Linked DNA regions of Homo sapiens: region 1 is linked to region 2. Evidence: chromatin loops called from intact Hi-C (ENCODE). Cell type or tissue: endothelial cell of umbilical vein. All regions are shown on one strand. Links, peaks and the distances in the headings refer to the core of each region. The heading gives the core; the rest is flanking DNA. Region 1 has its middle 49 kb from the start of NR1D2. Region 2 holds the start of RARB (retinoic acid receptor beta).

The links. Hi-C counts contacts between places; a loop is a spot of excess contacts. Peaks named below come from ENCODE experiments on the same cell type or tissue, not always from the same donor. Only the 100,000 strongest peaks of a DNase experiment are listed, where the experiment ranks them.
Region 1: it touches region 2 in a loop (11-fold over the local background); 2 of 110 quality-filtered maps call a loop at or near these places.

The regions. Positions count from the first base shown.
Region 1 is chr3:23,986,010-24,002,258 of GRCh38, reverse strand. No RefSeq gene overlaps it. Among named protein-coding and RNA genes, the nearest start is that of NR1D2, 49 kb to the right of the region's middle. In endothelial cell of umbilical vein, for the core only: no CTCF peak of the experiment used is centred there; DNase peaks (open chromatin) are centred at 9,908 and 10,368; H3K27ac peaks cover 645 bases.
Region 2 is chr3:25,427,011-25,443,259 of GRCh38, reverse strand. It overlaps RARB (retinoic acid receptor beta), which reads right to left and starts at 14,997. Exons shown (of 8, transcript NM_000965.5): 1 at 14,372-14,997. The coding sequence starts at 14,528. It also overlaps the pseudogene H3P10. RefSeq lists an enhancer at 15,099-15,936. In endothelial cell of umbilical vein, for the core only: no CTCF peak of the experiment used is centred there; a DNase peak (open chromatin) is centred at 9,199; H3K27ac peaks cover 1,926 bases.

The sequences.
Region 1 (16,249 bases), core at 8,710-11,209, 1.4 Mb after region 2:
AACATTCTCCTTCTCCTGCCCTTGGACGTTAGAGCTCCCGGTTCTTGAGCCTTCAGACTCTGGGACTGATACCAATGCCCGCCTCACTCCCAGACTTGGGCTGGGAGTTACCCAGTTGCCTTCTCTGATTCTCAGGCCTTTGGATTCAGACTGAACTATGCTGCTGGCTTTCCTGGTTCTCCAGCTTTCAGGCAGCATATCACGGGACTTCTTGGCCTCCAAAACTGTGTGACCCAATTCCCATAATAAATATACTTTTATATATCTCTGTATATCCTATTGGTTTGGTTTCTCTGGTGAGCCCTGACTAACACAGGGAGGCTAAGGTAGCTGGAATTTATTGGCCAGCGTACCAGAGAGGAGGGAGCTATACAGAGAAAACTTTACAGAAATCTGCGCAAGGTTCTCCTCAAGTGTTTGACTGAATACTAAGCCATACACAGTTAGGGCAAAGCTCCATGAAGCCAAAAAAAAAAAAAAAAAAAAAAAAGACAACTTGACAACTTTCAGGTAGCTCTGAGATGAACATTCTCAGAGCCCATTTAGGGTTGAGAGATGTTTTGATCTCCTCTCGGCCAAAGTAGAGAGGACTCACTGAATACAAGGGCATTCAGAGTGACCCCAGAGTGTCACGCCTTAGTGGTAGAGTAAAAGCTACTCTGGACCAGACCTAACAAGCTGAAAATCAAGCCTAGAGAAAAATCAAGCTGATCTGCAAGTAAGTTTACTGCCCACCGAAACAAACTTCAACACTACTTAGACAACAAAATCCAAACCCTCAACGAAATATCATTCATAATGTCGACATCTAATTTAAAAATTACTAGACATGCAAAGAAGTAGGAAAATCTGATTCAAACCAGGAGAAAAGTTAGTCAATAGAAACAGAATCAGAAATAACAGAGATAATGGAATTACCAAGTGAAGGTGTGTGGGAAGGCAATAGAATTCCAAGCCAAGAGAGTATTGAAATACACAAGCCTTCTGGAGTATGTCCAGTTTCTTTTGGTTGCACTGGTGAGAACAGGTTGCACAGGACAGGCACCCACTACCATCAGATGGGCTGGGTGACATGGGACAAAGGTAGAAGTAGGCTCTTCTGGAGAAACTTGGAAGACTAATGTAGGTCCCGTTAACTGACAAACAGAATGGCTGCCTTCCTCCCACTAAGGTGGTTCAAAGTCCCTGGGACAAGCCAGAATTTGAGTGTTTCTGTCCTAATCATAGTTTTCTCATTTATTTCTAAGATGAACTTGAATTAAATACTTGCATTTCTAAAGAAAGGAAAGGGAGCTGAGCTTTAACGAGCACTCACTATGCACCAGCAACTATACCCAAGCACCCTCAAATTCATTACTTAATCCTTAGACCAGTTCTGAAAGACAGGTACATATCTCTTTAGAAATGGAAACTGGACAACAAATTAAGGAACTTGCTTGTGTCAGTCAAGTAAAGTCAATTTGAACTGAAATCTGTGAAATTCAATGAATCAAACTGTGGTGAACATTTTGAAGTCCTCTTGTGTAGTGCCACCTTTGCAGTCAACATACTTGGGTTTAATTTTCAGCTTAGCCATTAGCTAGCTGTTTGCCTTTCAAAAGTTCCCAACCTCTTCAAGACTCAGTTTCTACATCTGTTGAGTGGGAGAACAAATCATACTTTGTACAGTCATGGGGAAGATTAAGTGAGAAGATTAAGAATGTAAAGAGCCATAGAAGCAAGTATATACCAGGTGTTCAACAAATATCTGCCCACTTGGTCCTCCTCTTCCTCCTCCTCCATTCATTAAATATCTGATTCTGACCATATATAACTGCAGGAGGATGAAAACCAAAGCCATAACCATAACCAAATCAAATAGAAAACTTTTTCTGCAAAAGTATGTCAGTGGTTCTCAAAATCAGATCCCTGGACCAAGAGCATTAGCATCACCCAGAATTTGTTAAAAATGTACATTTTATTACCTCACCCCAGACCCACTAAACCAGAAATTCTGAGAGTGGGACCCAGCAATCTATGTTTTAAGAAAGTTTGGCACCATTGATACACACCAATGTTTCCGAACCACTTGTATGATAGTTCTTTCATTGCATCAATTTAATTCATATATTACATAGACTGTGGCTAGGTCTAAACAATCAATCTAACAATTGCTCATTCTCTTTTGTTTTATAGAGTGCCTTCAGATTAACTTATTCTGATTAAATCTCTCTCCAGGAAAGAGTAAACCAAGTAAAATGGTGTTACATTAAAAACGTTACAGAAAAAAGACTAGCTAAGCTATTTATGTGATACAGAAAGATAAATGTAGAGAAGTTCTTCTTGAGAAAACTATTTTAATGGCCAAGTAGAGAGAGTGAAGCCTAAATTGGAAGCATTATCCCTAATCCCAATAGCAGGTTAGCACAAGTGACCCTTCAAAAATCCAACCATTTTCACAATAAATACTTTTTTCTTTTAATTTAGCTGTTTCTATTCCAATCCCTTTAACTAAAGTTTAATTACTAATTCAGCTGTCCTGTATTCCTGACCTGAAATTTTTGGAAACTATAAGGCAATTTTGATTTAGAAACCAGGCACTTGTCATTAGGTGCAAACGTTTACGTGCTGAAGACCTCAAACTATTGAAAGTTACAAAACAAGAACTGGGTGTGGGTTGGGCAGCTGAAACCAATTATGCAGATTTGGCATCTAAAGAAAATGGTACATCTGAATACTTAGAATGAGTCCCAATTATATTCCAGTTGTTTTCATTTTTTCCAATTGCTGCAACACTCCTCCACATCCCTCTCCCAGGGCGGTACTCCTCCATCCTTGCTTGCAGATGATTTCAATTGTTTTCCATTTTTTTAATCTTCTCTTTTATCTCAGATGCTTTTCCTTCCTTCCTCATTTCATCATTTTTTTAACAAGACAGTCATGCATCTGATGATTCTACAGATGCAGGGATTTTTCTTCCTGTCCTTGAAGTGACAGCTTGTCTTTCCCCTCAAGTGTCTTTGTCGCAATGCCTGATAAACTGTTTATTTTTCCTAACGGCTTTCCTTTTTAGCCTGAAAAACAAACATTAACCAAAAACCTCCTTGTTTCACTAAATTGTCACTTTCAATGCAATCCCTGGTGCTGGAGCGCCGCCTGCTGAGTAAATGAGAATTAGCAGGTCATAGTGCCTTTGGTTTAGCAGCAGAAAAAATAATGGGCCATTTTATCATCAACAGATTCTTCAGAAATGACTGACTGGTGTAACATTCTGGATATTGTTCCTTCCCCAACAATGCTGCTGAAGTCATTGTACATTATTTATAAGAACCCAAAGTATTTTTAAAACTGCTTATTTTAGGCTGGGCGCGGTGGCTCACGCCTATAATCCCAGCACTTTGGGAGGCCGAGGCGGGCGGATCATGAGGTCAGGAGATCGAGACCATCCTGGCTAACACGGTGAAACCCCGTCTCTACTAAAAATACAAAAATATTAGCCGGGCGTGGTGGCGGGCGCCTGTAGTCCCAGCTACTCGGGAGGCTGAGGCAGGAGAATGGCGTGAACCCGGGAGGCAGATTTTGCAGTGAGTGGAGATCAGGCCACTGCACTCCAGCCTGGGTGACAGAGCGAGACTCCATCTCAAAAAAAAAAAAAAAAACCTGCATACTTTAGCACCATCTACTAAAAACTCAGCAAAATGTCCTCCATAGAATAGGTGCTCAATAAAAACTTGTAGATAGCAGTTTATTAATATCATGTGAAAACATTTATCAAACTGTATTTCAGTTGTCTACTTCTCTTTCTCCCTAAAAAACCGTAGGGCTCCTTGAGGGGGAAAAAAACATACACGTTTTTTTAAAAAACCTATATATTGGCCGAGTGTGGTGGCTGACACCTGTAATCTCAGTACTTTGGGAGGCCAAGGCGGGCAGATCACTTGAGGTCAGGAGTTTGAAACCAGCCTGGCCAATATGGTGAAATCCCATCTCTACTAAAAATACAAAAATTAGCCGGGCGTTCTTGCAGGCGCCTGTAATCCCAGCTACTCAGGAGGCTGAAGCAGGAGAATCGCTTGAACCTGGGAGGCAGAGGTTGCAGTGAGCCAAGATTGCACCATAGAACCCCAGCCTGGGCTACAGAGAGAGACTCAGTCTTTAAAACAAAACAAAACAACAACAACAAAAAAGATATATTTCACTGTAGGTATTCAAAATACATTTGAAGAATACTGATTAAATAATTCTAAATATTTAATAGTCATCATCTCTAGCGCCCATTATGTGCTAAGAACTGTTCTAGCTATTCAACAAACATTTTCTCTAATCCTTAAAACCTGCCCGACAATTTTTGGAAAAAGCTCATCAGCTGTAACTTGACGTCCCAGCTGAACGCAAAACCCTCATTTCCAGGGCTTCTCTGTTACTCTGACACATTCTTTGCACCTGGTTTTTCAGAAGCTTACATTTTATTTTTTTTTTGTTTTTGTTTTTTGTTTTTGTTTGTTTGGTTGGTTTTTTTGTTTGTTTGTTTTTTTGAGACACAGTCTCACTCTGTTGCACAGGCTGGAGTGCAGTGACGCGATCTCGGCTCATTGCAAGCTCCACATCCTGGGTTCACAACATTCTCCTTCCTCAGCCTCCCAAGTAGCTGGGACTACAGGTGCCCGCCACCATGCTTGGGTAATTTTCTTGTATTTTTAGTAGAGAAGGGTTTCACCATGTTGTCCAGGCTGGTCTCGAACTCCTAACCTCAGGTTATCTGCCCACCTCGGCCTCCTAAAGTTCTGGGATTACAGGCCTGAGCCAGCGCATCCAGCCCGGAAACTTACATTTTCAACAGTAGCTTGAGACATTTTCCTGTCAGTGGTCCTTACACAAGGTGAGAAATCATGCACTGACAAAAATTACAAACCCAGGTGTAGTAGATGAAAGAAATGGCCGCCAATTCTTTCCCTCCTTGTACCTACACCCTAGTAATGTGACACTGTAACTCCTTCCATCAAGGAGTAAAGTGTTTTTCTCCCCTTCTTGAATCTGGACTGGCCTTGAGATTTTCTTGGGCCTATACCTCAAAAAACCTTGCATGCGTCTGTTCTCATGCATGGAACCCTGAGCTGCCATGAGAATGAGCTAGCATGGGAAAGAGTGAGTGATCACATGGAGAAAGACTGGCCATCTCAGCCGAACCCATGGTCAGTCAACCCAGCCAAACTATCAGCTGACTAGAGACACATGAGCAAGTGCATCCAAGACCATCCAAACTCAACCTGGACCAGAAGCTCTTCCCAGCTTATCCCAGCCCAAATTAAAGAACAACCTTCAGAATCGTTAGCTAAATAAATAGCTATAATGCCATATAAACCAGAAACATCACCTATTATATATTATAGCCTTAAACGGTTAACTTGAATCTAATCAAGACTCAGATCTAACTTCCAGTTCACAGGAAATGTAAGATAAAGGAACAAGCTAACTGATGTTTTGAGGTGAGGCAGGAATACATAAATACACACATAGACACACGCCACACACACACCAATTTACACTCTTACTTTAATGGGTTAAGTTAGCCAAAAGTAGTCTCAAAAAATTTTTAAAAGGATCAAATTCATGTCCCAGAATTGCCCAGAATGTTTACAGTGTTCTGTCAACAGAAGATGTGAAGTTGTATTTTGTGGATCCCATAGAATGTTGAAGTCTAGCCACTTGAGAATCTGTGAAGATTTATCTATATGCAGCCTCTGGATTGATCACTTCCAAGTTAAATCTTTTTTAGGATCATTTTAACAGTCAGTTTCTGAAGCCAGCCGTACAGTCTCTATGATTCACTCAGATCCAGGGAAAATCATCAGACTGACCATTTTTCATCTCAAAATATTTATTCTCATTGGCATAAGAAAGGATTTATTATCAACTTATGCAAGATGCAGATAATAAATCAGCCTTAGGAGTTTGTAGTAGAAATGATTAAATATGGCAGGAGTTTGAGCTCATCTGGTGTCTGGAATGGTTTGGGGTTTTGAAATTCTTTTTAACTACTATTATACAGTTTTAAAACCCGAAACATATTTTCTTAAGGCTTTTTTCCTTCATTTCTAAACCCAAGCGTATGATCAAGGAAAATGGAATCCTTGTGCTATTGAATGTATTTACACTCCATTCAGTTCAGTGCATTACAATGTATGACACTGACATTCTCTTTTGTAGGAGTTATTTCAAGGCCTAAATGATTCTGAAGCTAAAATTTTAGGGAATTTTCTTTCCCAGCCCCTGAAAGAGTCCCAAAATTTGCAAGCCATACTTTTGACTCCTCACCTGGAATATCAGGTTCTTAAAAGTTTTAATATTCATATGATGGAAAGATTAGTGAAACAAGTTCTTCCCCTCTCTCTTTTGTCCTTGACTCTAACTGCTCTGGATAAATAGAACGAAATGGTGTCTTTATGAAGAAACAATCAATACTATCTTGCAAGTCTCTCAGCAACTGAGTGGAATGGGATGACAGTGGAGAATTCCACAGTAAAGAAATAAAGGGCACAGTATGAATACAAGGTGCTACCAGACTCTTCCCAAAGCCCTTTGCAAAATAGTGTCTCCTATTATTGCAGCATCCCCAAGGGGCGGGTGGAGAATTGTTAATGGTACAACTGGAAAAGCTTGTTAATGCAAGCTCAGGAGAGTGCCTTTACCTCCTGAGCTTCTTGGGCTTCCTCTGGAAAGTGACAGGCTACCCTGATCCCAAAAGATGTTATGTGAGTGTTTCTCCTGCACGTCCATCACGGTGCTGGTAGCTGAAGCTCCATGCTTGGGCAAATGAGCTAGTGACACTAGAAAGGAACAGTTTTGAAGACTGACAGTGTCTCAGAGAACTGGCTGTGCAAAAAGGGAAGTGCTTACATTTAAAGATTTTAAAAAAAAAAGATTTTGTGCATTAGCATTAAGTAAAAATAAATTTAAAAGGATAGGTGTGGATAGATTGCATTGTCCATCATTTGTGAAAAGTATCACATCAGATGTTGCTAACATGCAAGTATAAAGGCTTTTCAATCACTTATTTTTCAAATATGAATTAAAGCAGATTAGAAGTTATCCCTACAAAAATGCCACTCTTACCAGCATTTCCTAGATTAGGGAGGAAAGATACTATTACCACCAGAATCCTGGAAATTGTATATTAAGTGTTCCAGTTACTGTAACTGCATAACAACATATTTCAAATGTAGAACTGTAAAACAACAATCACTTTACTTTGCTCACAAATTCCGTGGGTCAGGAATTCAGACAGAGCTGGATTGGGCAGTTCTCACTTGGGGTCACTCAAGAGGTTGCAGTCAGATGTTAGCTGAGGCTGCAGATAATTGAAGGTTCCGACATCCAAGATAGTTCCTCCACACAGCTAGCAGTGGATGCTAGCCATTGACTGGGAGCTCCACTGGGGCTGACCAGGGAGCCTACTTATGACTGCGCCAGCATGGCCGTCTCAAGGTAGTTGACTTCTGACATAGCAGATCAAAGCTCTAAATGCAAGTGTCCCAGCAACCAAAAAAGTTGCAAAACTTTTTATGACTTGACCTTGAAGTCACATAGATCACTTCTGTCATATTCTATTGGCCAAAGCGGTCACACACCTGCCTAGATTCAAGGGAAGAAACTCCTCTTAAGGGGAAGTGTGTCAAGAATTTACAGATAAGACTTTAAAACCATCACTATCACTATAAATACTATCACTTAAGTGCGTTATGTCATTGGAAGTTAACCACAAAGGCAGACGCTATTGCTGCCCTGTCCTATATCACCCTGGTCCATGTCTGAGTTCAATGGCAACTACGGTGGACAGTTCCTGTGACTGCTGACAGCTTCCTACCTCAGGTCCCCAAGTGTAGCATCCCCTGTTCCTTCCAGTTTTTCCTTTGTCCTGGCCAAGAAATACAAAGTGCCTTAACTGCTGTGTGACCAGCCAGCTGCATATTTTTTCCTGCAGGCTTGAACCGAAGCCAGGCCTTAAATATTCCCAGACACTGATAAACTAATTTAGGTTGTTGCCTGAACCACGAAAAGAACAAACATGTTGCTAAACATGTAGAAAGTAGCCCCCATCCCTAAACAGAATTCCTTAGACCCACATATAAACTCCATACCTGGATCTGCATGTTATGGACATACCTAGACAGATCTTGTTTCACTGTCTGTCAAGCGGACACGCTGCAGCCCCCTCCATACATAAGTTCCCCTAATAAGTGTTTGCACTGATCACCCTGGCATTTAGTGTTTCTTTCTTTGGAATCCCATCCAGCCCCATCTCAGGATAGTTTGGGGCAGTTGCCTGCAGGAATTCCCCTGCTGCCACTTTTGGGCTGATTCCAGGCTCCAGTTCAGCCACACAGAACACCAGGTCTCTCTGTTTCTCAGCCTGAGGGTTTCTCTGGTAAGTGGGAACTGGCTCAGCATACAGAGGTAAGCTTTAGCCAATAAGAGACAGAGTCAGTGGACAAATACCCCGACTCCCTTGTCCCTTAATGGGACAATTCTGAGGCACATTCAAGCAGTCCCCGACATGACTGAGCTCAGATGCCCTTAGTGGCACCCAGCTCATTAGGCCCAGCACAGGCTCTCCTCTCCCCCTCTGGATTTCTCCCTCCCTCATTTCTGCTTCCTGGCATCACTTCCCAGCAGCCAACTGCTTGTCTCTGAATTGGCTTTGGGAGCACTCAAACTAAACATCCATTATATGTGTCTGGGACTGAGTATAAATGACCTCTAAGGTCCCTCCCTAGTCTGAATTCCTATTATCGTTATCATTTCATCCTTTCATCCTTTTTTTTTTTTTTTAAGACAGGGTTTCCTCTGTTGCCCAGGCTGAAGTGCAGTTATGTGATCATAGGTCACTGCAGCCTCAAACTCCTGGATTCAAACAATCCTCCCATCTCAGCCTCCAGAGTAGCTAGGACTACAGGTGCACACCACCATGCCCAACTAGTTTGTTTAATTTTTTGGAGAGATTGCAGTGGGGGTGGAGGGGGCGGTGCTCTTGCTATATTGCCCAGGCTGGTCTTGAACTCCTAGTGATCCTCCTGCCTCAGCCTCCCTAAGTGCGGAAATGGATGCTTTTATAAACATGGTTACCCGAGAAGCTCTAGGATTGTCCTGAGTTCTCAAAGAAGTCACAGGGTAAAGCCAAAATCACCCCAATGCCAGGGTGGATAACAATGTTTCATTAGTTGATCCCACCTTCCGAATAAAATAAAGCATTTCTTATTCCAAAAAAGAAAGTCCTCGCTCCCATAAAGTAGCCATAAAAATCAGCACTAAACAATGGTCTAAAGTCTGAAAAATTAAGTGAGACTACAAATAGAAATATCCCATTAAAACCTAAACTTTCATAGACAGCAAACTTAGGGTAATTGCAATGTCTATAGCTAAGGGTACATTTTGTTTTATTCTTTAACTTCTCATGCCTCCAAGAAGTACAGTCATGCACCACATAATGATGTTTCAATCAATGAAAAGCCACATATATGACAGTGGTCCCATTAGATTATGCCATATTTTTACTGTACCTTTTCTATATTTAGTTATGTTTAGACACACATACTTATCACTGTGTCAGAACTGCCTACTGTATTTAGTACAGTAACATGCTATGCAGCTTTGCAGCCTAGAAGCAATAGACTATACCATACAGCATAGGTGTGTAGTAGGTTATCCCATCTAGGTTTGGGTAAGTACACTCTGTGGTGTTTACAGGATGAAATCGCCTAATGACACATTTTTCAACAAGTATTCCTGTTGTTAAGCAACGCATGCATCCAGGCTCAAGTTACGCTCTGAAATTAGCTTATCAAATGAATCAGCCTTCCCTTGGCTCTTAAATCTTATATAATTAGCTTTGTAACATAATGCGTTCAGTGGCTGTGGGCAAAGCTCAAAGGAGTGAGAAAATCCATTTAGGGCAGTTGCCAGAATTTCCGGTGTTTCCTCAAGCTGAGCTGCTAATTCATTTTCTTGGCATAGCCTAGGATGGATCCCAGATCTGCCAGGCCCTTCTGGCTTCCCCTCCATTGGAAATGACTTGAGATTCAGTCTTCTGTTATTTTGAGGCCTTCTTTTGATGTCCCACCTGAATGAAAGAAGTGTGGTCACAGAAATGACAGAAGTTTATCATTTGTCAAACCTCAGATTTGAGCGGGAATTGATTAACTGCGTTATGTGCCAACCATCCCCAGAGTTTCTCAACTACCACAGCGTGTCAGCAACAAAAGTCACAAAACTGCATAGGAGACAGATACGCAGTTGTTTTCTTGAAAGAACTCCAGAAACCAAATTATACAATTTCTAACACTGGGCTAATTCAGGGGCCTGGTAAACACAGAAACCACAGAGGGGAGGGAAGAGGAAACAGGGGAAAGCAGGATGTCTGGTCTAATTCACCATTCACTTTGCTCTGCTCTGTTTTATAACAATGTCAGCTCTATGGAATAAAACAAAATGTGGCTTCTGTGTCTTTAAGGCCCAGGCAGCACTGGCAATGGATAGGTTTCCATAGCAACTTGTAATTCCACTGTCTATTAAGTGGAAAAGCAACAATAGAAAATCCCTAGCAAATAAAGTGTGATACCTCTCAATGACAATTATCTGCTTATTACAGTCTCGCTTTGAGTGCTTAAAAATACAAACACCTAGAATCTTTTACTATGTTTGAATGAAGCAGCGCTATTTCTTTTCTTCTTTTTCTTTTGAAAAACTCTTAGACACAAAAGAAGAAACAAGTTTCTGAGGGTGTTGAGACGTCAAGCCTCTTTGGTGGCCCCAGATGAATTCTCCCACTCTACATGCACACTGCACAAAAGCAGAAAGGAGGATTAAGCAATTCAGAAATCTACAGCAACATGAGGTAGATTCCTACCACAGGACCTCATCCAATCAGTGTCCATCAGACTTGCTTGTAAAAGGCCTGGGACCACATGAAGTCTAGGGCAGTGTACTTTGCACACACAAAAAATTTTTTAAGATTATAACCTCATTAAACATCGATAAGCGTCCATCCATAGTCAATCAATTTAAATAACATTTATTGAAAGACTGTTAGGCAATTTGTGAGACACTAGAAAAACAAGGAAGACCTCTAGAAGCTCACAAACGGGGAATGGAAAGAAAAACAGAAATCTTTATGTGACCCGGTTTCTCAAGTGTTATGAGCTGAATTGTGCCTCCCAAAAATTCACATGTTGAAATTCTAACACCCAGTACCTCGGAACATAAACTTATTTAGAGATAGAGTCTTCAAAGAGGTCATTAAAATGAGAGAATTAAGGTGGGCCCAATACAATCCCACTGGTGTCCCTAGAGGGAAGACAATGTGAAGACACAGGCCCCTCCGCAAGCCAAGGAGAGAGGCCTGGAACAGCTCCTTCCCTCACAGCCCTCAGAAGGAACCAACCCTGCCCACATGTTGATCTCAGACTTCCAGCCTCCAGAACTGTCAAGAAATTAACTTCTGTTGTTTAAGCCACCGAGTCCATGGTCCTTTGTTACAGCAGCCCCAGCACATGAATAAACCAAGCTATATCCTTTTTTTTTTTTTTTGAGACGGAGTTTCGCTCTTGTCCCCCAGGCTAGAGTGCAATGGTGCAATCTCGGCTCACTGCAACCTCCACCTCCCAGTTCAAGCGATTCTCCTGCCTCACCCTCCCCAGTAGCTGAGATTACAGGCACCTGCCACCACACCCAGCTAATTTTGTTTTTTATGTTTGTTTGTTTTTTGTATTTTTAATAGAGATGGGGTTTCACCGTGTTGGCCAGGCTGGTCTCGAACTACTGACCTCAGGTGATCCAACCCCCTCGGCGAAAGTGCTGGGATTACAGGTGTGAGCCACTGCACCTGGCCTATTCTTTTTTTTTTTTTTTTTTTTTTTTTGAGACAGAGTCTCACTCAGTCACCCAGGCTGGAGTGCAGTGGTGAGATCTCGGCTCACTGGAACCTCCGCCTCCCAGGTTCAAGCAATTCTTGTGCCTCAGCCTCCCAAGTAACTAGGATTACAGGCATGCACCACCACGCCTGGCTAATTTTTTGTATTTGTAGTATAGATGAGGTTTTGCTATGTTGGCCATGCTGGTCTCGAACTCCTGGCCCCAAGTGATCCTCCCACCTCAGCCTCCCAAAGTGCTGGGATTATAGGCATGAGCCACCGTGCCCGGCCCCAAGCTATATTCTTCTAGAGCAGTGGTTCTCAATCTTTCAGTTGGAACAGAATCACCTGGAAAACTTGTTAAAACACAGACTGCTGGGCCCTATCCCCCAGCCTCTGATCCAGGTGGTCTGTCGTATGACCCCAGAATCTGCATTCTAGGTAGGGATGATGATGATGGTTGGAGGGCTACCCTTTGAGAACCACTGTACTAGGAGGTATTCAAGATACAGGCTGTATCTAATCCTAGCCAACTCAAGTCAGGAGGCGTCATGCTCTCTCCTCCCTGAATCTAAAGTGGATATGATTCCAACCTGAGTTTCACACCCAGGTGCAGTCACAGGCGGTATGCTGCCCAGGTGTGCTTGCCCCGCAGGAGAACACAATCACCAAAGCTGTATCTTACAGAGACCCTAAGCTTTAAGGCACAGTAAGCTTGTCCACTACTAAAACATGGCCCATGAATAAGTGTCCTGGGTTCTGAAATATTAGACCGGCAATTCTCCATCCATGGGGAAATGAGGCAGATGGATGAGGGTGGAGGTTTTCTCTCCTATCCAGGCAGAGGCACAGGGTTGGGGAGAGGGGACAGAAGGATTCTCCCTCTTTTCTCCTCCCTGTAACTCAGGCTACGGGGGCCACAGAAGGCCCAACTCTGGCCCTCCTCTGACTGTGCCCCTGCCCTAAGCCAAGAAGACACACCTTCCCAGAGCCCAGAACCCCTTCTAGACCAAGCTCCAATTAATGTAATTCCCTGGCCAGAGGGACCTGGGCCTTCCAGGCAGGCCCTGAGACTCTTTCCTTGGTCCTCCTGCAGGCAGACCTCACTGCCCATGGTGCGCAGACCTAGGCCCAAAGGGGTGGCTCAGGAGGTGACAGTGTGAAAGATAAGGTAGACAGCTTGGACTCAGGAGCTGGGATGTCCACCGTTATGCGTGAGAGGCTTAGCTGCAGGCGGGTGCTAGGGGTGGAAGGAGCCCTATCTGTAGCATTTACTGATTTCCATAAAATCAATACTACTCCCACCATGGCCAATCTCAAGCTACCAATGCGAAGTCAACTGGCTCACAAAATTCCTGAAACATTGGCTTTCATGAGCTGGTAAGAACTGGCCCCAGCACACCACTGGAGAGGTCCTTCATGCTAGGGGACAACGGCAGGAGTGGAAAAAGGACAAAGGCAGACTGAGGACCTTCATCTATTTTTGCTCTGGCCCTTCATGTATCTGGCCCTGCATTCCTATCAACCAGGATGTTGTTCTGGTCACCGCTGATGATGGCCATCAGTACTGAGCTCACAAAGAAGGACCCTTTGTTCCTTACTATTCGATGTAGAAGATATGGATGACTCTTGGTGTCCATATTCGTCCGTTGTCACAATGCTATAAAGAACTACCTGAGGCTGAGTGTGGTGGCTCAGGCCTGTAATCCCAGCACTTTGGGAGGCCAAGGAGGGTGGATCACTTGAGCTCAGAAATTTGAGACCAGCCTAGGCAACATGGAGAAACCCCGTCTCTACTAAAAATACAAAAGTTAGCTGGGCATGGTGGTGCACACCTGTAGTCCCAGCTACTCGGGAGGCTTAGGCACGAGAATCGCTTGAACCCGGGATGCAAAGACTGCAGTGAGCGGAGATGCCACCATTGCACTCCAGCCCGGGTGACAGAGCGAGACTCGGTCTCAAAAAAAAAAAAAAAAAAAAAGAACTACCTGAGGCCGAATATGGTGGCTCACACCTGTAATCCTAGCATTTTGGGAGACCAAGGTGGGTGGATCACTTGAGCTCAGCAATTCGAGACCAGCCTGGGCAACATGGTAAAACCCCATCTCTATAAAAATTACCAAAAAGTTAGCGGAGCGTGGTGGTGTGTGCCTGTAGTCCCAGCTACTTGGGGTGCTGAGGTAGAAGAATCATTTCAACCCAGGAGGTCGACGCTGCAGTAAGCCAAGATCACACCACTGCACTCCAGCCTGGGTGACAAAGTGAGACCCTGTCTCAAAAAAAAAAAAAGAAAGAAAGAGAGAGAGAAGAAGGAAGGAAGGAAGGAAGGAAGGAAGGAAGGAAGGAAGGAGAAAGAAAGGAAGGGGAAAAAACAAATTAAAAACAAAAAGAACTGGCCGGGTGTGGTGGCTCACGCCTGTAATCCCAGCGCTTTGGGAGGCCAAGGCAGGCTGATCACCTGAGGTCAGGTGTTTGAGACCAGCCTGGCCAACATAGTGAAACCCTGTCTCTACTAAAAATACAAAAATTAGCCAGGCGTGGTGGCAGGCACCTGTAATCCCAGCTACTTGGGAGGCTAAAGCAGGAGAATTGCTTCAACCCAGGAGGCAGAGGTTGCAGTGAGCCGAGATCACGCCACTGCACTCCAGTCTGGGCGACAGAGTGAGACTCTGTCTAAAAAAAAAAAAAAGAACTACTTGAGACCAGACGATTTATGGTGAAAGGAGCTTTAATTGACTCACAGTTCTGCAGGCTATCTATACAGGAAGCATGGCTGGAAGGTCTCAGGAAATTTACACAATCGTGACAGAAGACAAAGGAGAAGCAAGCACGTCTTACCATGGAGGACCAGGAGAGGTGGAGAGTGAAGGGGGAGGCACTTTTAAACATCCAGATCTCATGAGAACTCACTCTCACAAGAACAGCCAGGGGAAATTCCGCCCCCATGATCCAATCACCTCCCATCAGGTCCCTACCCCAACACTGGGAATTACAATTCGACACAAGATCTGGTTGGGGACACAGAGCCAAACCACATCAGTGGCCTACCCAATAGCCTTTCCCCAACAGCTTCTTTCTGGAAGAGCCCGCTGCTCTCTACAGAGGCTGAAAAATGTTAGATACTTGCTTTCCCAGGCTCCCTTGAGGCAGGAGACCCAGTCTGGCCAACAGGAACTGAAGGGTGAAGCCCGCTAGAGCCTTCTGGAAAAGATTCCCCCCTAACATACAAGAGGAAGGTCTCTGCCCTTCTTATCTGGAAATGGTACCTCTGCTGTGATGCCTGAACTGTGGCAGCCATCTTGCAACCATGAGAGAAAACATTAGAAACAGGCACAGGATGACAAAGAAGGATCAGAACTCCTAGGTTCCTTCTTTTCTTTTAATTAATTGTGGTAAAATGTACATAACATAAAATTTACCATCTTAACTTTTTTTTTTTTTTTTTTGAGACAGAGTCTCGCTCTGTCGCCCAGGCTGGAGTGCAATGGCGCGATCTCAACTCACTGCAAGCTCCGCCTCTCAGGTTCACACCGTTCTCCTGCCTCAGCCTCCCAAGTAGCTGGGACTACAGGTGCCCACCACTATGCCCACCTAATTTTTTGTATTTTTAGTAGAGATGGGGTTTCACCGTGTTAGCCAGGATGGTCTCCATCTCCTGACCTCATGATCCACCTGCCTCAGCCTCCCAAAGTGCTGGCATTACAGGCATGAGCCACCGCGCCTGGCCCATCTTAACCATTTTTAAGTGTTCACTTCAATAGTGTTAAATACAATCACTTTGTTGTACAACCCATCTCAAGAATTCTTAAAAATTATTATGGGTGCATAACAGTTGTATGTATTTATGGGGTACATGTGTCATTTTGATGCAGGCATATAATGTATAATGATCAAATCAGGGTAATTGGGGTACCCATCACCTCAAGCATATCATTTCTTTGTGTCAGGGACATGCCAGTTCCACTCTTAGTTTAGAATTCTTTTCATCTTGCAGAACTGAAATTCTGAAATAATTCCCCCTTTCCCCCTCCTCCCAAACCCTGGTAACTATTTTTCTACTTTCTGTTTCTATGAATTTGACTACTCAAAGTACTTCACATAAGTAGAATCTTACAGTATTTGTGACTGGCTTATTTCATTTAGCACAATGTCTTCAAGGTGCATCCATGTTGTAGTATGTGTCAGAATATCCTTCCTTTTTGAGGCTCAATAATAGCACATTTTGTTTATTCATTCATCCTTCTATGGAAATCTGGGGTTTTCCCACATTTTGGCTATTATGAATAATGCTGCTATAAATGTGAGTACAAATATCTCTTCGAGAGCCTGCTGTCAATTCTTTGGGGTATATACCCAGAAGTGGA
Region 2 (16,249 bases), core at 8,150-10,649:
TTACTTACTTTGCCATCCCAGCCAAACTGAACCTCCCAAGTTTTTGACAGCCCCCATCAAGTTTACTAGAGGTGTTTTGAATAACCAAAAAATATTAGCTCACTTGAGATGTTCTCAATTTCGTTTTCACTGAACTACACTCAGCATATTTCTGAGCACCTACTGTGTGCCGCACTCTGGGTTATGAGCAGAGGACACACGTAAGCAGGAGGAGGCACCCGGGGGAGAGCTCATGGTATTTCCCAGAAGGCAAACTGAGGCTTCCATAGAATATGGCCAGTTCCTCTCTGCCTCCCTGAAGTTTGTTGAAATGTTCAAGCTGAGTTGAAAGCTTGAAAATGTTGGGAGATACTCTGCCCATCTCAAAACCAAGCAGGTGTGGAGCACGGGAATAGACATCGTATGTCTCCATGATTTGATTGCTACAGGGAATGTAATTCCCGCCCACTGAGATTCTGCAAAAATCTTGGTTTAGCTGTGCAAACTAAATGTTAGCAAAACAAGTGCTAAATACTTGCCAGGCCCCAGGAAAAATAGTTCCACCCAGAAGGAAAAGGAGTTAAACAATGACTGAAATCACCACCCTACAGCATTCTGTTTACATTTTCCTGCAGTCTGTTTACCTGCTACATAAAGGGATAATTAGAGCTTGTTAATAGCCATAGGAGAGAAGAGTAAAGGCTGAAGGGAAAAAGGAAATAAAGAAAATGAACAAATACTGAAAGAATAATAATAGCTGAAGTATGTAGAAGTGAATTGTTTAATACAGTAGCCACTAGCCATGTGTGGCTATTGAAAGTTAAATTAATTAAAATAAAATAAAATTGGCCAGGTGTGGTGGCTCACGCCTGTAATCCCAGCACTATGGAAGATCGAGGCGGGTGGATCATGAGGTCAGGAGTTCGAGACCAGCCTGACCAATATGATGAAACCCCGTCTCTACTAAAAACACAAAAATTAGCTGGGCGTGGTAGCGCGCTCCTGTAATCCCAGCTACTCAGGAGGCTGAAGCAGGAGAATGGCTTGAACACGGGAGGCGGAGGTTGCAGTGAGCCGAGATAGCACCACTGCACTCCAGCCTAGGCAACAGAGTGAGACTCCGTCTCAAAAATAAATAAATAAATAAATAAATAAATAAATAAAAATAAAATAAAATTAAAAAGTCACTTCCTCAGCTGTATTAACCGCATTTCAAATTCCAACAGCCATAAATGGCTAGCGACTATGATATTAGACAATGTAGAATTATAGATCCTTTCCATCATTGGAAACTTCATTGTAGGAAGTTCTATTGAAGGGCACTGATATCGAGTATATTAAAGGGTTGTTTATTAGAACATACATGTGGGTTCAACCATAGTTTACTGAGGATCATAGACCAAGTACTATATTAGCACTGGGAAAACAGAGGTAAAAAGCACAATACCTGAACTCAAAGACTCTCAGTTTAGTGAGAAGACCCAGTCAACAAAACAAAACAAACATATGCAAAAGGAGAAAAGGGTGAGAACACAGAAAAGAAACCTGGTAATTTTAATGGTAGCTATGGCAGTAGGTATCCAGGTGTTTGCAGTAAAGCTGTTGTAACTTTTCTGCATTAAAAAAAATTCATAAAATATCGGGGAATTGGATTTGCAGTTGGGGCTCTCTGACGCCAGCGCCACCTCTAGTTCGCCGAGCTCTGGGCGAAGGAGAAGGGGGAAAGTAAGGAGGTGTCCATACCACGGTTCCTACAAAGCACACTACTCGAAAATCCAACCCGTGGAAAAGCATCCGGGAAGAAACTGGCCACAAAAGCCATTCACGAGAGTGCGCCCTCTACTGGCGGGGTGGAGAAACCTCATTGTTACAGGCCTGGGACTGGGGTACTCCGTGAAATTAGGCTTTATACGAAGTCCAGTGAACTGATTCGCAAACTTCCCTTCCAATATGTGGTGCAAGAAATTGCTCAGGACTTTAAAACAGATCTGAGCTTCCAGAGCGCAGCTACTGGTGCTTTGCAGGAGCCAAGTGAGGCCTATCTGGTTGGCCTTTTTGAGGGCACTAACCTGTGTGTTATCCATATCAAACGTTTAACAATTATGCCAGAAGACATCAGCACACTGCATACGTAGAGAACGTGCTTAGGAGTCCACTATGATGGGAAACATTTCATTCCCACCCACCCCCCCGAAAAAAAATTTCTTCTTCCTGTTATTGGTAGTTCTGAATATTAGGTATTTTTTTCTAATGCAGTCAAAAGGTACCTAGGTATATGATTGCAAGTGGAAAAATAGAGGACAGAAATTAGGTATTGGCAGTTTTTCCATCTTCATTTGCGTGTGAATTTTTAATATAAATGTGGGGATGTAAAGCATTAATGCAAATCAAAATGTTTCAGTGAACAAGGTTCAGTAGTTCAACTTTATAATAATTATAAATAAATCTGTTAAATTTTTCTGGACAATGCTAGCATTTGGATTTTTTTTTAATTTTTTATTTTTGGGGGGGACGGTGTCTTACTCTGTCATCCAGACTGGAGTGCAGTGGCGCGATCTCGGCTCACTGCAACCTCCGCCTCCCCGGTTCAAGCGATTCTCCTGCCTCAGCCTCCTGAGCAGCTGGGACTACAGGCGCGGGCACCACCACGCCCAGCTAATTGTTGTATTTTTAGTAGAGACGGGGTTTCACCACATTGACCAGTCTGGTCTCGAATTCCTGACCTTGTGATCCACCTGCCTCGGCCTCCCAAAGTGCTGGGATTACAGGTGTGAGCCACCATGCCTGGCCTGGATTTTTTTTTTAAATAAATTTCTTTTTTTTTTTTTATTTTTTAGACAGGATCTCCCTCTGTTGCCTAGGCTGGAATGCAGTGGTGCAATCCCGGCTCACTGCAGCCTCAACATTCCCAGGCTCCGATTATCCTCCCACCCTAGCCTCCCGAGTAGCTAGGACTACAGGTGCGTGCCACCACGGCCACATAATTCTTTTTGTAGAGACAGGGTTCTGCCGTGTTGCCTAGGCTGGTCTCAAGTGCCTAGGCTCAAGTGATCTGCCTGCCTCGGGCCTCCTGAAGTGCTAGAATTTCCGGTATGAGTCGCCATGCAAGCCTAAAACAAGTTTCTTATTGACAACTATGTATATATGTAAAAACAATCTATTTACTGAGCATCATGTGTCAAATACATTGTCTTATTTAAGGCTTTAAGACTGATCTTAGGCTTTCAAGGGAGGTGTTATGGATTCATTTTAAAGATTAGAAAAAAACCAAAACAAAACCTGGAGCTCAAGCTTCCACAGCAGGTACAGTGCACGAAGAATGTCTACCCAACCTCACTGTATCACACTGCAGGGTACCATGCTGTATTTCACTGCATCACATGTTAGCGTCTTACAGATTTAGATCTGCTTCCACTTAGAACCCACTACACGACTTCTAGCAAGTCACTTCAATTTGTCCACCTGTCTCTTTTTCCTCAAAATATATAATTCAGCAACAATTAGATTTCAAACAAAAGAAACAGGTAGAATACGGTATATGAAAATTCAAAATACAGAATACATTCCATTTAAGACATATTTGAGCGGGACACAGTGGCTCACACCTGTAATTCCAGCACTTTGACACGCCAAGGCAAGCAGATTGCTTGAGCCCAGGAGTTTAAGACCAGCCTGGGCAACATGGTAAAACCCTCTCTCTCCAAAAACCTAGCCAGGTGTGATGACACACACCTGTAGTCTCAGCTACATGGGAGGCTGAGGCGGGAGGATTGCTTCAGCCCAGCAGGTTGAGGCTGCAGTGAGCTGAGATCATACCACTGCACTCCAGCCTGGGCAACAGAGCGAGACCCTGTCTCAAAAAAATAAAAAATAAGACATGTTTGAAGTCACTGAAATGAGAGCATTATCTGAGAGGCCAATTAGATGCACTATGATTCATGTAAGTTTCACTAAATGGTAATGGTTAACTTAGGTTTGGGATCCTCTGCACACAATAGATACTTAAAATACCTAGCAAATAAACATTAATTCGACTTTACTATCAGAAAGTTTTCTTTCTTCCTCTTTGTCTTTTACTTTTTTGCTTTTGGTAGTGGAAGACAAAATAGCTCCACTTAATGAAGAGACACTCTCTAGCACAAACACTTAGCACCCATCTTTAGATAAGGGTTACCAGTAAACTAGAGTAACATGAAAAGCCCAGTTTCCCATCTCTCATCTTCTTGTGACTCTTCAGTAAATACCAGACTAATCCTGGTCTGAACCCCCTGAGCTACAGCAGTGACTAGGCCAGCGTAGACTTCAACAGCAAACAGGATGTAAAAACAAAAGGGCAAAAGAGTAAAATAGCCTCATAGTTTGGGCAGAGTTTCCTCCACAATGTAAAAGACTGGTTTATAGTAGAGAAAATAATGTAATCAGAGGAAGCTATGCGAGTTACAGTTCTTTACCTCTCTTTTTCCTACCTTTCCCCTTAACCAAAACACTCGATGGTGTTTTATTCTTGGGATTATTAGGGCATGAAACATTTTTCAGGAATTCTTCACTCAGCTGACAGGATGACAACTCCTGAAGCTGAGGACCCCCAAGTGAGTAACAGCACATGGAGCCTAGAGAAAAGCCTTTCATGGGACTTGAAACCACACTCTGCCCCTTACAATCCGTGTTATTCACCTTCCCTGAGCCTCCATTTCCTCATCTGTAAAATGAAGATGACATCTCACTTATAGGGTTGTGAGGATTAACTGAAAATGATGTATGTTGTCATTAGAGTAGCATTTCATTAAACATGGAACCAACCAAAAAACTAAAAGCCCCACAACTGTTCTTTAATTTAATCATTTTCAGAAGACAATACTTTCTTTCTTGTTATAGTGCATATACGCTACGATTGTTATGGTGGACATTCTTTGCCTTTCTCTCCCAAACTGAAAGGTAGTTATTGAATCTGGGCTGGCCCTGTGTCTGCTTCACCAGCAGAATATAGTGAAAGCGACTGTATACCACTCTCTGGGTCTAGGTTTTAAGAGGACTGGGAGCCTCTGCTGCCTCCTTCCTGGAAGGTTCACTCTCGAAACACTCTCTCTCGGAATACTGCTGCCATGCTGTGACATGCACAAGTCACATGCAGATCCCCTAGAGCTCTCACCGACAACCAACATCCACCACCAGCCATGAGAGTGAGACTTTTTGGATTGCCAGCCCAATTTAGCCATGGATGATTCAGCCCCAGCTGACAGCATGCGGAGCAGAGGGTCTGCCCAGCGGAGCCCAGCCCATCCACAGAATAATGTCATAATAAATTGTTAGACCAGGAAGTTTTGGGATGGTTTGTTACACAGGAATAAGTCACAGAAATCATAGAGAAATAAGTGATTTTTAAAAATCCAATAGAATCAAACCCATCCCCAAGGAACATGATTACTTAACACGCTCCAGAAACATCCACATGAAAGTCTTCAAGAAGCTAGTTTGGAAGGTGTGCACTTATTCCACTGTGTAAGATAGGTTTAGAACTCCTTTGTGAACTACTTTTAGAGATGATCTATGAGGCCTGCACACAGAAAAACTTCACGCCCGCTCCACTGTGACAAAAATGTATAATCCACTTGATCACCCACCATATAAACCAGCTGTGGTTCTTGGCAGTTCTTAGTTCTTTCCATTATCAATCTTAGGTTCAAAGACATGGGGAGATTTTTGGGTTTGTTATAAGGGGGTTATGTGACAACGACTTGTGTCACAAGTTCTTCCCATTATATCATGAGTTCAGAGGGAGAAGGGACAGTGTCTGATTCATCTTGGTGTCCCCCACAGATCATATCAAGGAGCCTGGCACATGGCAGACACCCAAGAGCCATTTGCTGAATGGCACGTTGCAAAAACTAATCCATCAATGAGCAATAAAAATGTACTGTGCCACGACAGCATCTTTGGGCTAAGTGTATTGTGACAACTTTGAAGGTGACAATGCTCACTTGTAAAAGTCAATCATTTGCAAGAAATCTGGGGATCTGGTAAATGGATGCCCCTGAATCAGGGCACAGTGCTACCTGACAAACAGAAAGGACTGCCACCTAGGTTATGAGCTATAGACCGAGGGATCATTTCACCAAAGAAAAGAGATACCTAATTTAGATATGACCAAAAAAAAAAAAAAAAAGTTTGCTTTTAGCAAAGGCACGTAAGCCACAGGTGTCATGCCAAAATCAGGGCAGAAGGCCTACCTGGTGACTTCCATATGTTTTCAAGACAAGAATAGAATCTTAATTTACATGATCTCTAATCCTTCTACAGATCCTGCAATGTAGACACTATTATTCCCATTTCATAGCTGTAGAAACCGATCCTGTGTCAAGGCAGGCTACTTGCATTATCTTGGACCATCAGGCCATGATGGGGAAGCAGAGGTGGAGAGATGCATGGAAGGGTAATTCTGAGAGGACCAGGGAGAAGCAGCAGTAAAACTCTTGGAAAGGGAGAACTTTTCACAGCTTCTGCTGAGTGCAAGAAAATTATTATACCCCCTTCTCTAGAAAGCCTTTGAGGTACAGGTGATAGGATAAGCTCTGGAAGAGTATTCACAACTTCTGCCTGAACTATAAGCCCAACATGGGTTTCTGGAAACTCTTGCCCGAGAAGCAGAGAGATGCCTTGTTCATCTGCATCCCCCAACTTTCCCTGCAAATCCAAACCTGTTCATCCTACCTCTAGTTTGTATTGTTTCCCCTGATAAGGAGGGCCCCAGTGAACAATTAAAGCTTTCAATAAATAATCTCTAAGCACATTCATTTGATTGACTGTTATTTGATACAGCAGTTAGTTTCAATGGGGCAGTTAATATTGATCACATAAAGTACTCCAGACAAACATGAAACAGTTCCAGAACTCCATGGATTATTACCCTTTATCTGCCAGTCATCTGGGTTACTTGTAATGGTCACGGAATTTAAAATCAATAATAACAATTAGTGTTCTGTACACCAAAACGGATGAATCATGTGAAATGGGTTTTCATATAAAATCAAAGGTAAAGCAAGCCGATAGCATGGAAAAAAAGCTCTCTGAATTTCCAGTGCACATTTGGCAAGGCACTTTCACATGCAAATCCTCAAAACAGGCAGCAAGAGCGAAAGAAAGGTGCTCAGGAGAAGATGTGGCCATAAAAAAGCATATGAAACCCCTGACGATCTTAATCCAAAAAGATGAAGCGTAAAAGATAAAAGTGATCAAAATGAGTTCTAACAAATGTAGTAAAATTAATGGAACCGGTAATTTACTTCCTTGGAGATGTGTCTAGCTACATTTTTCAGCTTTCAATTTCTAGGCATTAATCGTGATTTTTTTTGTAATAAAATGGCAACAACGGTATTTTAGTAGCTCCATGGCACGACTACTGTAATATAATGTATATATAATTAAAATGCAAAGCAACAGAGAAATGTTTCATCATTAAACTGTAACCAGTGCACTATGTGAAATCATCCATTCCAAAGACTTGTTTTTCATCAATTATTTGTTGTTTATCTGATGTAAATATAAAAAGGACTAATTAAAATATATGCCTTTTTATACAGCTTCTTGTCATTAAAGCCAATGAAAGCATTCTGAGGACCATAATGAAATAATTATGTTTGCCTTTAAGAATTCTCTTCAATAACACATGGCAGTACTGAGCTAAATTAAAACATCAGGAACTGAATTTCGCTGCCTCCATTTCCATTTTAGTTAATTAAACCCCCAAGCTTTCCAATAGACCAGCCCCTAAAAAAATCTTTTGAAGCTGAAATGGCCTTCAGATCATCGGCCTTTTTATAATTATGGACTTTGATGACATGACAAAGGTACTGTAGCCGTTGAAAGCTTTAATATTTTTGAGAAGACAAATTTATTACATGAGGTCTTCATTTGCTCTGGAAATGGGAAAAAAATTGGGATGTGATCCAGATCTTCTCTCCCTAGTTAACCGATGCACTCATCTTATTTGTTCTTTTACCTGCACATTATTTTGAATTTAGCTATTTTTTTGACTTGACAAAATTTTATTCTGTGATGAATAGTAATTTATCAACAACAACATAGCAAACATTCCACTAAATATGGGTCAAATTAGGACAGTGATTCTTTGTCAAACACTGAAACTTAAAAAATAAGAAGCTATCTTTAAGACAGCAGTGGACTGAGGAGAATCTGTGAATTTTAAGAAATAAAATCCTTCTGTTTGACTTTTCTCCTCCTCCAAATCTCAAATCAGATACTTTGGAAGGCAAAGAATAAAATAAAATGAAAATAAATCTGGGTTTAAGAGAAAGGGAAGAAGGAAAAAGGGGAGGAAAACTGCTAAGTGGTTTCAGGGCTGGTAGCAAATGAAATGGCTTTAGCAATGTTGTCATCTGATGCAGATGGGGATGGGAACTTTGTACTTTCAAAAGTAAATACAAGGCCGGGCTCGGTGGCTCACGCCTGTAATCTCAGCACTTTGGGAGGCCGAGGTGGGCAGATCACGAGGTCAGGAGATCGAGACCATCCTGGCCAACATAGTGAAACCCCATCTCTACTAAAAATACAAAAATTAGCCAGGTGTGGTGGCACACGCCTGTAGTCCCAGCTACTCAGGAGGCTGAGGCAGGAGAATCACTTGAATCTGGGAGGTGGAGGTTGCAGTGAGCTGAGATCACACCACTGCACTCCAGCCTGGGCAACAGGGCGAGACTCCATCTCAAAAAAAAAAAAAGAAAAAAAAAAAAAAAAGGAGTACCAAGGATTAACTCTGACAACGTGAAATCCCTCACGTTTTGTTCTATATGGAGAGTTGGCGAGGTTTGTGAGTGGATGATATTTGGTGATCGCTGGATAGACTGTCTAATGAGACATCAGCAGTGAATTGTTAACAGCTGGAACACAAATATCTATTCTATGACAATGTAAAATGACAATTATAATCTCAGAATCCACTTTTATTAAACGACTTTCTTCCTCCCAGTTTTTCTTTGTTCTCTTCAAAGAAATCTGCTTTTGGAAATCAGGGACATCATCACCCACTATCACCCCTGTAAAAATCAGCTTTCTTCTTTCTCCCTCCCCTGAGCTGGTTCAGTTCTTCAGCTGCTGGGGGAAGCCTAGAGACTCCTGGAATCCCTGAGCCCTGACTAGAGGAAATGCTTGGCCAGGTTGAGTCGCCTTGCTGACGTCAGTTCCTGTTATCCTCGCCTTATCGCGCAGGGGGCAGAGAGTCTTATCTTACTAAATGGTCCCCTTGTAGCTCCCCCACCCTACAGGGCCAGAGAAAGAGCAAGTCAGCAGTTCCATTGCCTGTTTGACTTCCCATCTAAGAAGCTCTGAAAGCTCAAGACAAAATGCCAGTAGACTTAGGCTCTCCTGCTTCCTAGGTAGAGAGAACTTTTGCAACTTTATTTTTCATTCATTTAAAGGGGTTTGGGGAGTGGGATGGGACAGAGATCATGCTTTTTAATGATGGGGTAAGGAAGCTGGGAATGAAAAGAGGAGAATTCAGAGCAACATATTGACTGATGAGGTTGTGTTATTAGATCTTACAGATGGGGCAGGTTATCTCATCTCCTATTTAACAAGAGGTACTTAGACCAAGCCACTTACAAGCAGGATACTGATAAATCTGAAACCTGAGTTAACTCTACTCTTCTCCCTCCATCACCCCAGCTCCAACTTTTTAAGAGGAAGCTGGCAAGGGCTGATACAGATTTGTTCATAACAATTTAATTTAATTCTACTCCCTCCTCCCCACCCTGTCCACGCACACACAGGTGCTAGAGTGAGAATCACAGCCCAGTCCATTTTGCAAGGAATGCCTTCTATTCACAGATCTATAGTTTGCTACGAAAGGAATTCATGTTCATAAGAATGACCCAGAAACACAAGGCGATCTTCAGACATAATGAAAAAATTAAGCTGTGAGAGCTCTACTTATATTGACTATAGAATCCAAACAAAGACTTTCTGTGCCACTCCTAGGAGATGTTGTAATATTAAATATCTGGCATATTTCAATGATTTATGTGGGAACTGTGCAGGATATTTGAAAGTGGGTTATTCTAGAAAATCAGAGATACATGATTGTCATAACTACCCTGTAATTTGAAAGGCAAGATTCTATCTACATTAATATCTTTGGAAAGGTTTTCAGCCAAGATTTTTCTGATTAACCTTCATCAAAAACTCCCATTTCTGAAATAATCTATTTAATTGATAGTTAACTGAATTTATATTAGAACATTTAAAGTATAAAAATGTCATTTAAGGATAAATGTATGGCACTTACACATAACTCAAACTGTATAGAAGATTCTAAGATGTTCTAAAATGAACATTGCATTTATTGTTAAAATCCTGTGTGACTTGAACAGAGTTTTGTATTTTGCATCTTGGTTTTTACATCTCCATCTTCTGCCCAAAGAGTAACTTAAAATTCTCAGCTTTTTCTAAATTACTGATTTAAAAAATTATAAATTCCTTGAGAGTAGAATTTATAATCTTTGTTATTTATCATGTATTTCCCTTCTCAGATAGAGTTTAATGATATCTGTGGAATGTGTAAAGGAGAAAACAGGTTTTCTTTCTTTTTCAGCCACCTCAGAGCTTAACATATGTCGAAGGTAAATTATAAACATCTGATATCCAGAAGAACTTTTTTTTATTCTTACGCTTTAGAGAAAAGTGCATAACAATACCCTCGGTTGTATATATCAGCGCCAGGCTTCTAGAAATGAGAAGGAAACTTCTGATTCAGGTCAGCTAGCCTATCAGAAATAGCCATTCTGGTCATTTATCTATTAAGGAAAAAAGACCTGCTTCAATGCAAGGGCTTTACATTATTGGCTGGCAAATCAAATTCTAACTAAAGCTTCCAAGTCAATTCCATAGCTTAAGTTTAGGCAAACAGATGTCTACCTTTCTACTGTTTAGTTTTTTGAATCCATCCTTTTCTGGCAATAAAATTTAAACACATGCTTTTTCTTTTCTAAGTTGCACATCAATACTCACTCCCTTGTCAAATGTACCAATTTATCCAATATTCACAATATGATTTCTTTTTTTCTACAAGGAAGGAAAACTTTGTGAATCTTTCACTTGTTTTCGAACAACCCACAACCCTGCCTGTACTCTCTTTGCGATTTAAGGAAAAGTCCCTCTTTTTCTCTTCTTTCTGATGGTATTAGTTACCACCGTCATGTGCCCGAGAAGCAGAAAATTATGTCCTACTTTAGAAAAACAATTGGGCCTTTTCACTGAAATATTTATTCAAAACCCCATTCAATTCATACGGTGGCTGTCAGTCTTTATTTAGTCTTTCTTTCAGAGGGTATCTTTGATTTTGCCACTTTGACCCCAATTTATATCTCACTAGGAGAGGATTTAGATACTGTTTAATACTTAAAATTTGGGTCCCAGGGCTTTGAAAAGAGGCCTTTTCTCATTCCCTAATCAAACATCACTACTGGTTGTTTTAAAAATAATTTCTTCTCATTAATGGGCAAAGTCCTATTTCAAAAAGAAAATATTTTTTTCTTTTTCCTTTTGATGTGTTGAGTAGGGAGAAAAGACAGGGAAAAAGGCCAAGAAGTTGTCACACTCGTTATTTCACCAAAGCAACTATATTTAGACCACAAAATATTAAGATTTATCCTATACCCACTGAGCAATTAATGTTGAAAACATCTGGAGCCGCCTAAAACCAAGATAATCCTGGAGACATCTGAACAGAAATTTAGTGACTCCTATACCTTCCAGGGGCAGTCGTCAATCGTAATATTTAGACCACATTCCCTTAGTAGTCCCCTAATCCTGACTTTGAATGCTTATAAGAAGCAATTCACAGACACTACTACAAATGGCAGCTGGCTGGCATATCATTTTTCTGCCTTTAAAATTAAAAAGAAAATAAAGGGAATATTTTAACACCTTTCAAAGTGAGCTTGTGATGGTGTGCTCCATGTTCAAAGGTCTTACTTTATTTACTATGCATACACACACACACCATAAAAAAAACTCAAAGCAGAAAATAGTTTTGGTTGGAATTTAGTACTTTTTCTTCTTTGCCCACTGTTTCCTCTGTGTTAAAAGCAAAAACAGATCTGCTTCTCGTCAAAATAGCCATTAAGTAAAATGGAAAAGGTTGTGGTTATGTTCTTACTTACACAAATGTAGCCCTAATATACTTTTATTTCAATAGCCCTAACTAGCTGTACCACCCTGAACCAAACACTGCATGGCACAAGACATTTGTTAGAATCTCTAAAAAAAAAAAAAAAAAAAAGTTTTAGTTTTATTTATGCTAAAAAAAAAAAAAAATCGTTGGAACAACTGACCATCATAAAGTGGTTTATGAGGGTAAAGCAACTCTGCAAGGGCACAAGCAATATTTACATTTTATTCATTTAACCTAAAGTTGGGGTGTGGGATTCAAACTCTTGTGAAACTGACCACAATAAGAACTAATTGCCCTGCTTACAAAAATAAGACACTGGAATTTCTGAAATCCCTTTGTCAAATGCCTTTATTTACTTTGTCTAATGCAAGTTTCTTTGATTAGCTAAACTTTGCTGTTATCAACACTTCTTGCTTATCGGGTAGTTTTAGGCGAATGACACATTCACCGCTCGCTCTCCCTAGATAAAGCAAATCCCTTGTTTAACTTGTCCAAGAACAAACAAAGCTTTTCCCCCTACTCTTACAACTTAATAGGCATCTTTGGAAGGTTAATTACAAAAGGAAGAATGTCTACATGTAAAAACTCTATTAGGTCTAATAACTTTTGGCGAGGATCCTGAGCATATTTTTTCCTTCTGTTAAAAAACATGTTTCATTACCACTTTCTCTAACAAGAAAAAGTTTCAGAGAGCCCCAGTTCCCTGGGATTCCAACAGAAATTGTTCATACTGTTTTAATTGCTACAAAGAGGACAGGTCTGAAAAGTCTCTTCTTGGATTAGAAAATTATTTTGTAACACTCCAGTTTCTTTGAGTTCTCCAGAAATAAAATGGGCACCAAAAAAGAAAAGGCATTTGGGGAGCAGCTGAAGATTAAGGCGCCTTCTGAAAACGATATTCTTTTTGCCCTGCTTATGGCTCTACAAAATGTTAAGTCAGACAGCCAGGCTGTTGGCATCAAATGGTTATTGATTTTTCAGCTACAAACCTGTTGATTTCCCGGCCCAAGAAGCAAGTCTTTATTCTTAAGAAAAAGTTTCAGAGAGGGCAATTTAAATCCTGTCATTGTCCCCTCTCCCCTTTTTCTTCTCTCTTTAGATAAGCCACCATGTTATTAGGAAAACTCAATTTCTTCCAGTTAAACTTTGACCTCTTTGAAAACAAAGATTTAAAATGTCATTTTCAGGCTAATGCTCCAATGAATTGTCAAATAAAGTACTAAAAACATTTTGATAGATAGCTGAGCCATTTATCTAAATCACTGTCAGGGCGGCGAAGCATCCTGCAGGCTCCCACTACAGCCACCCGAAGGTGGGATTTTCTGGGACTCCTGATCATTTCTCAAGCCTGCAGCCAGGCTACTGTTGACCAGGTGCGTACCTCGGCACTGTGTCAGCATCAGATAACAAAATAGTCAATATTTTTTTTTTAAATTGGGCTACCCCACTTATATTTCCTTTCCTTTAACTGATGTCCACGTTCCGGGCTGAACTGCAAGATATGGAAATAATGGATGGCTCAGTCCAAGGGGTGTTCATTGCCAGTAGTTTTCTAGCAAAACAGCAACTTCTTAGACCAACAAAGTGACTTGGAAAGGTGGCAGCAGGGTCAATGCTAAGAAATATTGCCTTTCCTTAGCAAGGAAAACATTGGAAGCGGCAGCTTGAACTGGTGGTTTATGAACTTCGGGAGCAGCAGCCACCTTAATTAAACTAAATTCCTTTCAAGGAAAATGTCATATTTTAATTACTTTGGACTGTTGGAATACACAAGGGGTGGGGGGACCTATACAACTAGTAGCTAATCCAAAGAACAGCAAAGTTAAATTCCACTCTGCATACATTTTAGTAAAAACTGCAAAATGTGTCAAATTGCCCTACTTGAAGAATGTTTTAAAGTCTTGTGGTCACCCTCTACTCCCCACCCCCCACATTTTTATGCATATTTTAAAAACTGTTTTCAAGAGACTATAAGGTTGGTAAGGAGAGGAGCATGGGGGCGGGAGGGGTTATTTGGGAAGAAAACATCTAACAGGAAATTTTCAGCAAAGGGAATCAATATGCATGCCAGCATATCACACCCCTTCAGCATTAAATCATTAAATCCTTTGTCTTGCTACCAATGCAGTTTATTTCCAACGTCTTTATTGCATGCAAGAGAGACAATTTTTTTTTTCTTGGTAGAAGAAGGGAAAAAAATAAACCTACATTGAGCAGTGTGCCGATGCTGCCATTCGGTTTGGGTCAATCCACTGAAGCATGCTTTGAGAGCTTTCTCCTGGAGCATGCAGGAAGACGGACTCGCAGTGTAGAAATCCAGGATTTGCCCAGGACTCACTGACAGAACATCCATACAGTCAAACATGATCTCCCTTGCACTGAATGTCTGCAAAAGTGCTTATCCTCTAGGTGTGGAGGCAAATGGCATAGAAAAGTCCACCCAACTCCATCAAACTCTGCCCCTTTTTTGGCACGTAGGCTGTTGGTCTTTTTCCCAGCCCCGAATCATGAATTATGACAGACAAGCCAGCTAAAAGCCTGTAATTGATCCAAATGATCATTTACCATTTTCCAGGCTTGCTCGGCCAATCCAGCCGGGGCGGGGGGTTCCCAGAAAGATCCCAAGTTCTCCTTCCAAGTAAATGCTTGCAAAAAGCCTTCCGAATGCGTTCCGGATCCTACCCCGACGGTGCCCAGACAAACCCTGCTCGGATCGCTCGCGTTCTCGGCATCCCAGTCCTCAAACAGCTCGCATGGGGGAATTCTGGTCCCCCCTTTGGCAAAGAATAGACCCTCCTGCCTCTGAACAGCTCACTTCCTACTACTTCTGTCACACAGAATGAAAGATTGAATTGCCTAATATATGCGAGTGAACTTTCGGTGAACCCTACCCGGGCTGCTAACCTTCAAATGACCCAACTAGTCTGACATCACCAACTCCCAGGATTCTCACAGAGCTTAAAAACTCCCAGCAGCCCTGCAAAAGCAGACAGCCAGAGAGGCAGGCAGCGAGCGCACAAGCCGGCGTTTTCTTTCCTATTTCTCACCTTAAAAACAATACAAGAAGTGCTTTTAAAATGAGCAGGGGAGGAGCCGGGACGCTGCTCCTGGCTCACGTTGAGCACCAACTTCTCTCCCTTTACGCCTTTTTATTTGCGGCGGCTTAGCTTGGAAAACGGTGTTCCGCCTGCGCCCGCTCGCCTCCCGCCCACCGCCTCGCCCCCCAGCCCACACTTTAAATTCCTCTGTGCGCCTTTCTGTCTGTTAAATTCCTTATAACTTATGTATTTTTCCACTCCAGAAAAAGCACATGCAAGCCCTAAACTGTAGAACAGAGAATGGCTACCCCTTGGGAAAGGCTTGGGTTGGGAAACTTTCCATTCCACAGTCTTTTTCTCTTTCTCCCTCTTGCAAGCCCCTGGCTGAATTGACTGCACTCGTTTGCTCTGCAATCCAGCTTTCGAGATTCATTTACTTTGAAAAATCCTCTCCAGGTTCTATGCAGCATATAGAGTAGTCAGGAATTGGTTACCCCTGTCCCAAACACACAGCCACACAGAAAATGAGATTTCAGATCTGGACTTGAAAAAACAGTATAGTGGTCAAGAGCATGGGTTGGGGAATCAAACTGAACTAGATTCCAATTCCAGGTCTGCCACTTACCAGCTGTGTGTTCTGGGATAAGTATTTAACTTCTTCAGGCTTCAGTTTCCTCATCTGTAAAATGGGCATATAATACTACCCACGTCAGTGTTAACTGGGAGGACAGAAATAACACTTGTATGGTGCTGGGTAAATATCATGGAACAAATGTTAGCTGTGACTCATCCTCATACTGTTCAACTGGTGAAACAAAACCCCGGGGAGATGAGACCTACCCAAGGTCACACAGCTCAGAGCTGTGACTAGAACCCAGCTCCCTAGGATGAAAGTCCAATGTGAAAATTACTTGCCTGTTCCCACATCCTTGCACCCCAAATAGCCATGTTGGTTGCCTCTCTCATCATACACCTACACACATCCCACCACATAATTAAACGCATATTTTGTAAACTGGTTTAAGTATGACAGTTTTACATTTTGAAG